Linked DNA regions of Homo sapiens: region 1 is linked to region 2. Evidence: chromatin loops called from intact Hi-C (ENCODE). Cell type or tissue: Caco-2. All regions are shown on one strand. Links, peaks and the distances in the headings refer to the core of each region. The heading gives the core; the rest is flanking DNA.

Region 1 (5,365 bases), core at 148-5,147, 110 kb after region 2:
CCGTTATTTGTATTTCACCAGTCTTTCCGTTAATGTCCTCCTTCTGTCCCAGCATCCAATCCAGGACACCACATTGCATTTAATAGGCATGTCTCCCCTGTCCCCTCTGGCCCTTGACAGTTTCTCAGTCTTTCCCATTCTCTATGATCTTAACGGTCTTAAGGAATACTGGCCGGGTGTCCTATAGAAGGCCCCATGTACCTGTTTTTTCTCCAATGCTCATACTCTTAATCACCCCCAAGTCCCAAAGCTGAGGTCAGCTGGGCCAATCCTGGGGGTTCCGGAGGGATTCATGCATGCAGCCGGGTGAGGCTGCGAAGCAGGATTAGGCCGGTAGCATAGAGCTCCAAAGACCTGGATTTCAATCCCTCTGCACCACTTATAAACCCTGTGACTGTGGGTAAGTCTCTTAACTCTTCGTACCTTAGTTTCCCCATCTGAAAAATGGAGATAATCATATAATCCTACCTCACAGTTGTAGGATTTGATGATCTATGTGTATGAAGTCCCTAGCTCAGTACTCACATGTAGCAAGTGCCCAGGAGTTGGGAATGATTATAATTCAGGGGGGCTGGACATCACCCAACAGATAGGGCAGGGAAGGCCATGGAGACAAGCTGCCTCCAACCCCACCTTCCAGACCCCACTGCAAAATAGGTTGGCAGTCTAATTCCGAGAGGCCTGGCGTGCCCAGGCTTGGGGGTGTGGGGGTAGACAACCAGGAAAATAGATCAGGCTGACTGGGGGAGGGAGGAGAGCGCCTCTGTGGGGTAGGTTGTCACAGCATGTGGAGGCTGGGGGGCCACAGGCTAGGGTATCATGGTGGAGTTGGGGTGTCACCCCTGTGGGGGAAAGGGCCAGTGCCCTGGAGCCTGTGCCGATGCCATCGTCTCCCCTTTCTCCCCAGATCTACCTGTCCTGGAAGAGCGGGCCAGGGGAGGTGAAGCACTGGAAGGACATGATTGCCCGTCCCCGGCAGCCCGTGGCCCAGTGGCACCAGCTGAAGGCCTGAGTGGGGCCAAGGGAGGCCCAGGGGGCCGAGGGCCCAGGTCCCCATCATGCCCTCACCACTTTATGCACAACGCCCGGCCTGAGCCCCCTGCCATAGGGAGGGGAGGACCCTGAGGGCTCAGCCAGGGAGGGGTCCCAGGACTCAACTGGGCCCCGTTTCTAGGAAGTACCAGCCCCATCCCCCACAGTCCAGCTCCGGGGAAGGGGCTCTGGGAGGCATTTTCCTGCTTTGCCCCTTTTCTTCCTGACTTACTAATACTAAAGAAGTTGGGGGAGCTCGAGAGCCAGACGGCCAGACAGGCAGACCCCTCCAGAGGCCCGCCAGGTGGGCATGGTCCCCCATTTTCTTTAAGGCAGCACCTGGAGTGGAGAGAGGCCACTCCCTCTCCAGCCCCCGATGTGGACCCGGGGAGGGGAGGCTGAGGCGTTTGGCCCCGGCCTGGCCAGGAGAGGCCCATCCCCAGGGCAGTTTCAGGTGCCGGCTGGGCCCTGAATGTCGAGGATAGTATATAGCCCGCTCCTGGGTCCTGGAGCTGTGGCCCTTTGTACTCGTGTTGTGTCCATTGTGTGTGTGCGTGGGGACAGAGGCCTGGAAATGCGGAGGACTATACAGAGAAGGCAGGTTTTGTGAAGGCCAGGCAGGGTTGGAGGCCGGGGGTGTGAGAGGAGAGGCCCATAGGGCTGAGTGGGGTCGGGTGAGGCAGAGGTCAGAAACAGAAGAGCTGCAGTTGCTGGAGCTGGGCTGAGAACTGGGCTGCCTCCTGCCATCCCCCCGTCTCCTCCCCTTCTCCCCTTGGTGCCCCCCTCTGCTCAGAATCTGAAGTAGTTCCCTCCTCAGCAATTTCATCTCTTGAACACTGACTCACACCTTTTAGGCACCTACTGTGTGCATAGCATTCCACCAGGACTCATCTCCCTTCCTTCTCAGGGGGTCCCGAGCCCCGACTAGCTTTGCCCTAACTCCTTCATCAAAAGACCCCCCGCCAGCTTCCCACACCTCATACGCAGCCACATCTGCCCTATTCTCCATGCTTTCCAGCTTGCCTGCCCTTCCTCATCTCTCCCTGCCTGTGCAGACCTCCACCCTTCTTTCCTCCACCCCTCCATCCCCCAATGCTTGTAGACCTTCCATTCATTCCGTCTCATCGTGCGTGGTCTCTGATCGTCCATCACCTGACCTTCTCCAGGACTGTCTTCTCACCCTTCCCCACTCCCTGGTCCCCGGGAGCAGCTCCTTCTGCCCGACTCACTCACAGTGCAGGGAAAGGAGGCAGGGAAAAGACCAGGATTCTGTGAGTTCTGAGGTTGCCACACACAAAGAAGCTGTGGTTTCTCTGCCTCGGCCACTGATGAGACTAAAACTGGCTTCCCCTTGGAGACGGCAGATTTCAGGCTGATCCCTGCTTAAGCCCTCTCATCCCCACGCTGGTCCTGGTATTGATACAAGACCCAGCTGGTGACAAAGCCTCCAATCCTGGGGGTCCACGAGCCTGGGCCTGACATTCCCAGAACTACCGCCAGGTGGCGCCAGGCCCCCACAGTCTGTGGCCGTGGTCTTAGCCCCCAGTTCCACTCTGGATGGGCCTGTGACACCCCAAAGAGAAGAAGGGGACTCTGGATAGGGTCCCCACATCCAGGGCGTGGGGAGACCATTGGCATTTGGGAACCATTTTCCTTCGAACGGCTTCCCCTTGAGCTGAGCATTCTGCTTGCTGCAGTAGACGGGTCGCCTTTTGCCCATACCGAAATTTTCTGAAATTAAATCGCACACCCCCACCATTTCCTCTCCCTGGGATCTGGAGGAACATCATACATAGTAGGTGAATCGTTTTGTAGAGTGAAGAATGCTAATGTAAAGCAAATAGTCACCCACGTTCCTTGTAAATCCAAATGTTTCTATATTGTAGCTTTGCTTAAAATGGGGTCGGCCCCAACTGCATCCTCCTCTTTGGCGGGCTGGGGAGCGGCCCCCAGCCGGGACGGGAGGGCAGCGACCCCGAGGCCTCGTGGACGTGGGAGAGAGTGTGGTGGGAAGTCTTGAGCGGAGGAGGGGATCTGCCCTTCTCCACTCCTCTCTTGGATCCGCCTCGGTTTCCTGTCCCCCCACCACCCGCCTGCCCCGCGGAAGACCGCCCAGTGAGCCAGCCCCCACCTTCCAGGCGCCTTCGCCCTGGGGATCCAACCAACTTGTATCGAGTGGGCGGGGCAACGGCTCCCCATTTTTCCCGAGCCCCGCCCACAGAGCTCTTAGCCAATCCTATGCAGAGAGCATCTCCTGGCAGGGGTCTCTTCCCAACCAGACCCCACCCAGGCACATTAGCGACCAGGCTTGGGCTTCCCCAGCGCCCCACCACCACCACGTGCAGGTGGAGCTCTGGGATGCTATGTTGGGGCGGCAAGCGGTGGGCCGAGGGCCGGGTAGGCTAGCACGGGAGGTAAGGGTGGTATGGGATGGGGCGGGGGCGGTCTAGGGCAATAGGAGAGCAGAGAATGGGGGAACTTGAGGGTGGGGGGAGGGCACCGGAGCCTTGCCACCATCCCAGGACTTTGGGCAAGTCACCCGCACTCCCTGGGCCTCGGTTTCCCCATCTGTAAAATGATGGTAATAATACTTCACCTACCTCATAGGGGAGGTTGTGAGGCCACCATCACCTGACCTGGGGGTCAAGGCAGGAGGACTCCGAAGGTGCTACCCGTGAGCAAAGTGTAATTACCGAATCCTGACTGCAAGGCCCACCTGCCCCTCCCCCACAGAGCCTCCAGAGCTAGCTGAGGCCAACGCAGGCCCATCCGTCTCTTCACTCTGTCGCAGGCCCTTTCATGGGCTTCGTCTGCCATCTTTGTGGGTGCCCTAGACTTAGTCCTTATCTTGTCCTGGTTTCCTTTCTTGTGACCATCTCCCCATGAAAGTGCTGTACAAATTCCACCCGCCCCAGGACCCCCGCACCTGCCCTCTGGCACCAGATGCCAGGGAAGGGACAGAGGAAAACAGCCACAAACAAGCCAGGGGGGCTCCCCGGAGCCCCAGGGGTGGGGATTGGTGGCCACTGTTTGTATGTTCTTGAGTGCAAGTGTTTTATAAAAAATAAAACAAAAACCCACCATCACAAAAAAAAAAATTTTGCAGCGAAGAGAAATGAAGAAAAACTGAAGAAAAAAAAAAAACAGGAAAAAAAGAACCATACAAAATTTTTCCACCACACATACCCTCTAAGCCAGCAAGATTTCCTCTTTGCAAAATCATATTTTTGTGGGAATGGGCCCTGCTTTTTGTGGCAAGGCCTGTTCTGATTAATAAAGGATCGTGAAAAAGTAGGGCCTTGGCTGTTTCCTCCGTGGGTCCCAGCCCTCCCTCACCTCCCTGGGGGCAGAGGCAGTGGGGTGAAGGGGATGGGGGCCCCGGGGCTGAGCCTCCCCTCAGTGTGTCACCTTTGGGATTTGACTTCACTGGTGACCAGGCCCTTCCCGAGTGTCCAGCCATCCTCAGATCTCTATAGAATATGATCCCACTGGCTTCCCAGAAAGCAGAGAGGCAGCTACATCTCCCAGATCAGGCCTGACACAAGGCTTTTTGGGAGTAGAGTCCTCTCTAGGCCTCAGGGGTGCCCTCCAGGGTCACCCAGCCTGACGTCCCCTCCCTCAGTTCCCAGAGGACACTTGCCACCCTCCAAGGCAGCTCAGACAAACCAAAGGGGGACGCTCCAGCTTTCCCACCACCATCCATGGGGCCACTGTAGTTTCAGGCCAGCGCCTCCTTCCTGGTCCCTGAGGTGGGAAAAGGAAAGACAATGAGCTCTGTGTCTGTTGGCTGGACCTGCGGCTTCTCTCAGCCCTCTTCTAGTTTCATTCTTTAGGATTAGAAAAGTCTCTTCCACTCAATAGAACAGGTTCCAGCCTGAGGTGTGGGAAGCTGGGTTGTAATCCCTTCTGCAGCCTCTGTGGCCCTGGGCAAGCTCTTTCCTTCCACCTGTTTCTTCTGGCCACAACAAAGCAATAACCATCCCCATCCCCTGCCCTTTCTTCCCCACCCAGCCCAGGGGAAGCTGAGCCCCCGCAGCTCTCAGGGTACTTCAGAAGGAAGGTGCTACATCTGGTTCAGACACAGGCACAAAAGGAACGAGCACATCCCCATTGTCATGTGTCCACCTGCTGGCCCCTGCCCCCACCAGGAGTGAAGCGGGCCATCCCATCCGCCCTCTGCTCCCAGCACTTGGGGCCAGCAGCTGCCTCCCGGAGCTGCACTAAGTACCCCATCCAAAGCTGTCTGTCCCTCATTTCCCACAACCTGGTTTAGATATCACTTCTGATCTCTGTTCCAGAGATCAGAGGAAGCCCCGGGGTCAGGTAAGTAGCC
Region 2 (5,365 bases), core at 261-5,260:
ATACAAAAAGTTAGCTGGGCGTAGTGGCAGATAACTGTAATCCCAGCTACTCGGGAGGCTGAGGCAGGAGAATCACTTGAACCCAGGAGGTGGAGGTTGCAGTGAGCCGAGATCACGTCACTGCACTCCAGGCTGGGGGACAGAGTGAGACTCCATCTAAACAAAACAAAACAAAACAAAACAAAACAAAAAAACAGATTCTGGCTCTAGCCCCTGAGATCCCGTTTAAGGGCATCTTGAGTAGACCCCAGAAACCTATTTTTTTAAAATCTGCCCGGGGAATTTGGGTGCACAGCCAGGCTTGGGGACCACTGGCCAGGGGGAAGCTTTCCTCCAAATATCTCTGGAATCCTTCCACCTCTCCCACCTCCACCTCCGTCTCCACGGCTGAGACTCCATTCTGGACAATGACAGAAGCCTCCTGTACCCTCTCCCTGCCTCCGTCCTCTCCCTGCCTCTGTCCTCTCCCTGCCTTCGTCTGCCACGCGGCTGCCCCGGTGATCTTTCAAAGCACAAATTTAATCCTGTTGCATAGCTCCTTTGAAACTGTTCCATGGCCTCCCGTTGCCCTCGGTACAAAATAGAAAAAAGCACAACCTTCTCAGCAGAGTGGAGTCAGGGATTCAGCTGTGTGCACAGAGTATTACAGCAGGAAGCCTTTGGAGCCGCAGAGGTCTGTGCAAGGGCCCCGGGAGCACTGGGGAACACAGATGAATTCTGCCAGGAGGAGAGAGGTGGTGGGAAGCCTTCTCAGAGAAAGAGGCGTTGAGCTGGGCCTTGCAAGTGAGCTGGTGTTTGTCAGGAGAGTGGGGTGAAGGCAAAAGGCGGTGGCAGCAGGGGGATTCCAGGCAAGGGGGATAGCATCTGCAAAGCCAAGGAGGTGTTGGGGGCTATGTCCCCCTCAGTGCGGGCAGGGGCTAGGTGAGCTGGGAGAAGAGGGAAAGGTGAGGGTGGGAAGAGGCGGTGAGGAAAGAGCAGAGAGACTGTGAAAGTCCAGTTCAGCTGGGAAGCAGGGAGGGGGTGAGCGTCTCCATCGCCTCCCAGAGCCATCTCGCCCAGGGGCAGGTTACCAGCTTCAGGCCCTTGTCCTCACTCCCCACCCCCTGCCCCACCCCCCACTGCTTGGTGGGGGCCTTGGGCAAGGCCATCCGGTCGGGAAGGGGGACATGTTCCTTCTCTGCTCCCCCAGGGGCCCTATGGCTCCCACTAATTGTTCACAGTTCATACCCTTGGCTCTCCGCCCCCCTCCCCCAGGGCCTGCCTGGGCGCTTCTCCTTTGCCCTCACCCTTGTGTGTGTGTGTGTGTGTTGTTGTGTGAGTCCTGAAGGTCATGTGGTCACCCAGTCTCTGTCTTTGTCTGTCTAAAAGCTAGTATGGCACAGTGTGCATGTGTTTATGAACACGTCCCTCCCACCCGAGGGTTCCTAGCCTCAGAGTCAAGTCCCCCTGGGCCTTTCAAGGCTGTAAGAGGTGATTCTAGGGGCTACAGCAATAGAGACCCAGCCAGAGGGAGCAGGAGGGCTCCAGCCCACAATTCCAGGAGCCCCACGGCCAGCCACCTCCGGAGGAACACACGGCCTACGTGAAAATAGCCCGCGGCACAGCCACAGCACCTGGCGTGGCTGAATTCCTCTCCTGCCCCGCTCAATGCCCAGCACCAGCCCGACACTGCCGTAGAGGAACTCGGGAGCTGCTTGCATTTCAGAAAGGGCCCCTTCACCACAGTTAGAGAGCAAATAAATGGGTCCTCTGGGGCTGGGGCTGGGGCTGGGATTCCCTCTGTAGCCCCCTTCCCCACTGTGGAGGCCCCTTTCCTCCACACACCCTCACCCCTGCAATTCCTTACCTGGAGCAGAAACAAGGTTCTACCCAGGCCATGGGGCCTGGCCATGCAGGTCAGCCCTGGGTCCTGGTGGAGGACCCAAAGTCTCCCTGCTGAGGACCAACGTCCGGTGGCCCTAGCTGGGGTGACATCACACAAGGGGCTCGCACAAGGCTTCTGTCTTCCAGGAAGGAGATGGGAAGAGAGATCTCCCTGCAAAGGCTGGAAAAGAAATCACGTCCCAGAATTGTTGGCAGAAGGTTAATTGGATGCATTTGTAAGCTTGTTCCTGGGACAGGCATGTTAATAGCACTAAAACATCTGAAAACTTCCAGAGCTACACGGAGGAGTTAATAGGCCTGGAGAGTCCAAGGTTACATTGAGGCACCTCCCAGCAGTGGAAAGAGCAGTGGACCAGGAGCCTGAGAGCCTGAACCCCTGGCTCCTCACCACATCTCACTGTGGTCCCCAGGCAAGCCCTGGCCTCTCTAGACCTGGAAAACATTAGTGTGGAAGGCGGGTCGCCTGGGTCGTCCGAAGGAAGCCTCACTGTGGTCTTGTGTGGTGATGTTATCATTATTTCCGTTTTGTGGAAGAGGAAACTGAGATTCCTCAAATGAGGTGCAATTTGCCACTGCTGGTGCTGGGGTCAGTACTGGAGCCTGACTGCATGCCAAGGGCTAAAATCACAGGGCTGGACCAAGGGCCAGCCAGAATAGACGTTCCCTTGGTGTCCACTGGGAGGCGCCCTAGACTGCTTCTCCTAGTTGGCACCAGCACCTGAATCCCTCAGCCAGAGTGGTTTCCCCTGAGTGATCTCTGGACAAGGTGGGACTGGGGGCTGCCAGCTCCTGGGGCAAGGTCAGGAAGCTTCCTGGTCCTCCCTCCCCATCCTAGCCACCTCCATGAAGGAGCCTCCTGCTCTCACCTTCCAAGGGCAAGGGAGGGAAGAGTGAGGTTTCAAACCTTCCCTCCTCAGGCCCCTGGGGAGCCCATGTATCAGATTGGAGTCAGCTATAAATGTCAGAGGCTCAGAGAGGGTTAGTCACTTGCCCCAGGTCACATAGTCACGTCCGTCTGATTCTGAAAACCTAAACTTGGTCCTGATTCAGGCGAGGCTCACGGCAGATGTGGTGGGATTCCGTCGGTCACATGGCCCACAGCAGGCAAGAAGGTGCTGGTCAGCTGGGCCTGCAAGTCCCACTGGTGGCAAAAGGGCTGAGTCTCGTAGAGGGGGTTCCTACAGTCACTTGAGGGTCCAGGGCTGCGTGCAGGTAGTCAGGGCCAGGCATGGGAGCTCGTGAAAGGGCAGGAGGAGGCATTCAGCCAGTGGATGTCCTTGGCATCAGGGTCCGTGTCTGTATCTGAAAGTGGGCATGTAAGTGGGGGATGGGGTGGAGGCAGAGGGCTGCGGCTCAGGCCCAAGACCCCAGGTCATGCTCGCTCAGAATTCAAGTTTGTCAGCTTGTTAGAAGAATGAGGATGGTGACAGCCGGGGATCTGGGGAGGAAGGAGGCCTTTGGAGATGGGAGTTGGGGAGGCTGTGATTGGGGGATGTTGAGCAATGGCTTGAGGAAGTCGAAGGATCAACCTTCCCGAGTATTCCGAGTTGGTCTGGAGCTGACGGGGAGTGGCTGGGCTGGGTGAGGGGAGGTGACAGTGACATTGAGTTTGGGGACACAGTGCTCATCTCTCCCTGCTGGGCTTTCTGGAAGGTGGAGGACAACAGGAGGGAAGCCGAGCATCCCAGGACAGAGCTTTGCAAAGTTACAGCTGGTTCCTGCCCTCTATACTCAACTCTAGCAACTGTGACTCTCTCCTAGAGCAAGCCTGACCCTACTGAGACCCCTACCAACATAGAGACCACCTAACCCAACCCGTTACTCAGGTCACCTCACCACAGCAGAGGCAGGAGCAGGCCCAGGGCTGGAGAGAAGCCCATCCCCAGGCCCCAGGGCTCACAGCAAAGCCAAGGAGACAAGCAGCCACCAGGTGCACCGGATTAAGGCTGTCCAGGTAGGGGGCTCCATTTCCCCGTAGACAGAGGTAGCCAAGGGGACTATAGGGCTAGAGGAGGCATCCTGGAAAATCCCAGCCCTTCCCCAGCAGGTCACAGAACCGGCTCTCCCAGCTGAGGCCCTTCCCTCCCAGCAACATGTCCAGGGGCACCTGACTTGAACTATAAATAGAGGATGACGGAAGGCTCCGGAAGCCCAAGGGAGGGCAGGAGAAAGGAATTCTGATTCTCCCCCAGCGAGGCCCTGCAAGGCTGCACTGACAGAGCAATCTCTTCGAGGTTGGATAGGAGTGCCCCTGGCATTGGAGGTCCAGGAGGGCCATTCAGGCAGAAGGAACAGTCTGGGGAAGCAAGGAATGGAGCAGGCAGGTGGCTCTGAGAGGCTGGACACAGGCTGCAAGGGACTGCGGCAGTTCCTGAGACCCAGTGGCCAAGGGCCCTGAATGTCAGGCTAAGGGCTTTGTTCTGGAGACCTGAGTCTTGGTCTCAGGGCCGTTCTGGTTTTGTGGTGAGGAGTTAAGAGTAACACACAATGGGGGGAGGGGGGAGGGATAGCATCGGGAGATATACCTAATGCTAGATGACGAGTTAGTGGGTGCAGCGCACCAGCATGGCACATGTATACATATGTAACTAACCTGCACAATGTGCACATGTACCCTAAAACTTAAAGTATAATAAAAAAAAAAAAGAGTAACACACAAGGCCGGGTGCAATGGCTCACGCCTTATAATCCCAGCACTTGGGGAGGTTGAGGCAGGTGGTCACTTGAGGTCAGGGGTTCGAGACCAGCCTGGCTAACATGGTGAAACCCTGTCTTTACTAAAAATACAAAAATTAGCTGGGCGTGGTGGTGCACACCTCTAATCCCAGCTACTCGGGAGGCTGAGGCAAAAGAATCGCTTGAACCTGGGAGGCGGAGGTTGCAGTGAGCTGAGATTGTGCCACTGAACTCCAGCCTGGGCAACAGAGCAAGATCCCATCTCAAAAAAAAAAAGAGTAACACACAAGAACATGTAACATACAAGAACAAGGTCACCTGGAGCAGAGTACCAGAAAGTACATGGCCATCTTTCCCCGTGGAATGGAGGAATACCATGGTGTGCCAGAGACTATAACTATTCCCCAACATCTGTTCTGTCTTCTTTGCCACGGAACCCCTGATTTTTGCTGGGCAAACAACCCCCTGAAATACAAGCTACATTTCCCAGCCTCCCTTACAGCCAGGTATGGCCATGTGTATAAGTTGTAAGAAGAAGTGCCACTCAGAGGCAGCAGGTTGCACCCTGTTACCTCTTCTCCCTTTCTGCTGGAAAGGAATATGCATGTGATTGCTCGAGCAGGAGCAGCTATCTTGGATCATGAGGTAGAAGCCCCATGTTAAGGATGACCAAGCCACAAGAAGGAAGTGATCTGGGTTTCTGATGTTTGTGGAGCTGCCACACCAGCCCTGGACCAGAACCTCCAAATATTGTTTACTCGAGAGAAAAATAAACTTCTATATTATAGTTTACCACACAGTTTCT

Evidence for each region. A loop is a pair of places that touch in the nucleus more often than their neighbours do. Peaks named below come from ENCODE experiments on the same cell type or tissue, not always from the same donor. Only the 100,000 strongest peaks of a DNase experiment are listed, where the experiment ranks them.
Region 1: a loop joins it to region 2, with 4 times the contacts of the local background. A loop is called at or near these places in 10 of 110 quality-filtered maps.

The regions. Positions count from the first base shown.
Region 1 is chr11:61,514,274-61,519,638 of GRCh38, reverse strand. It overlaps SYT7 (synaptotagmin 7), which reads left to right. Exons shown (of 13, transcript NM_001365809.2): 13 at 908-5,365. The coding sequence ends at 1,012. Among named protein-coding and RNA genes, the nearest start is that of LRRC10B, 8.2 kb to the right of the region's middle. In Caco-2, for the core only: CTCF peaks have their summits at 2,328 and 2,528 (motif pointing right); no DNase peak of the experiment used is centred there.
Region 2 is chr11:61,625,521-61,630,885 of GRCh38, reverse strand. It overlaps the pseudogene RPLP0P2. Among named protein-coding and RNA genes, the nearest start is that of SYT7, 47 kb to the right of the region's middle. RefSeq lists enhancers at 1,262-2,243, 3,599-4,159, 4,160-4,722 and a silencer at 2,435-2,729. In Caco-2, for the core only: a CTCF peak has its summit at 2,549 (motif pointing right); DNase peaks (open chromatin) are centred at 2,585 and 3,945.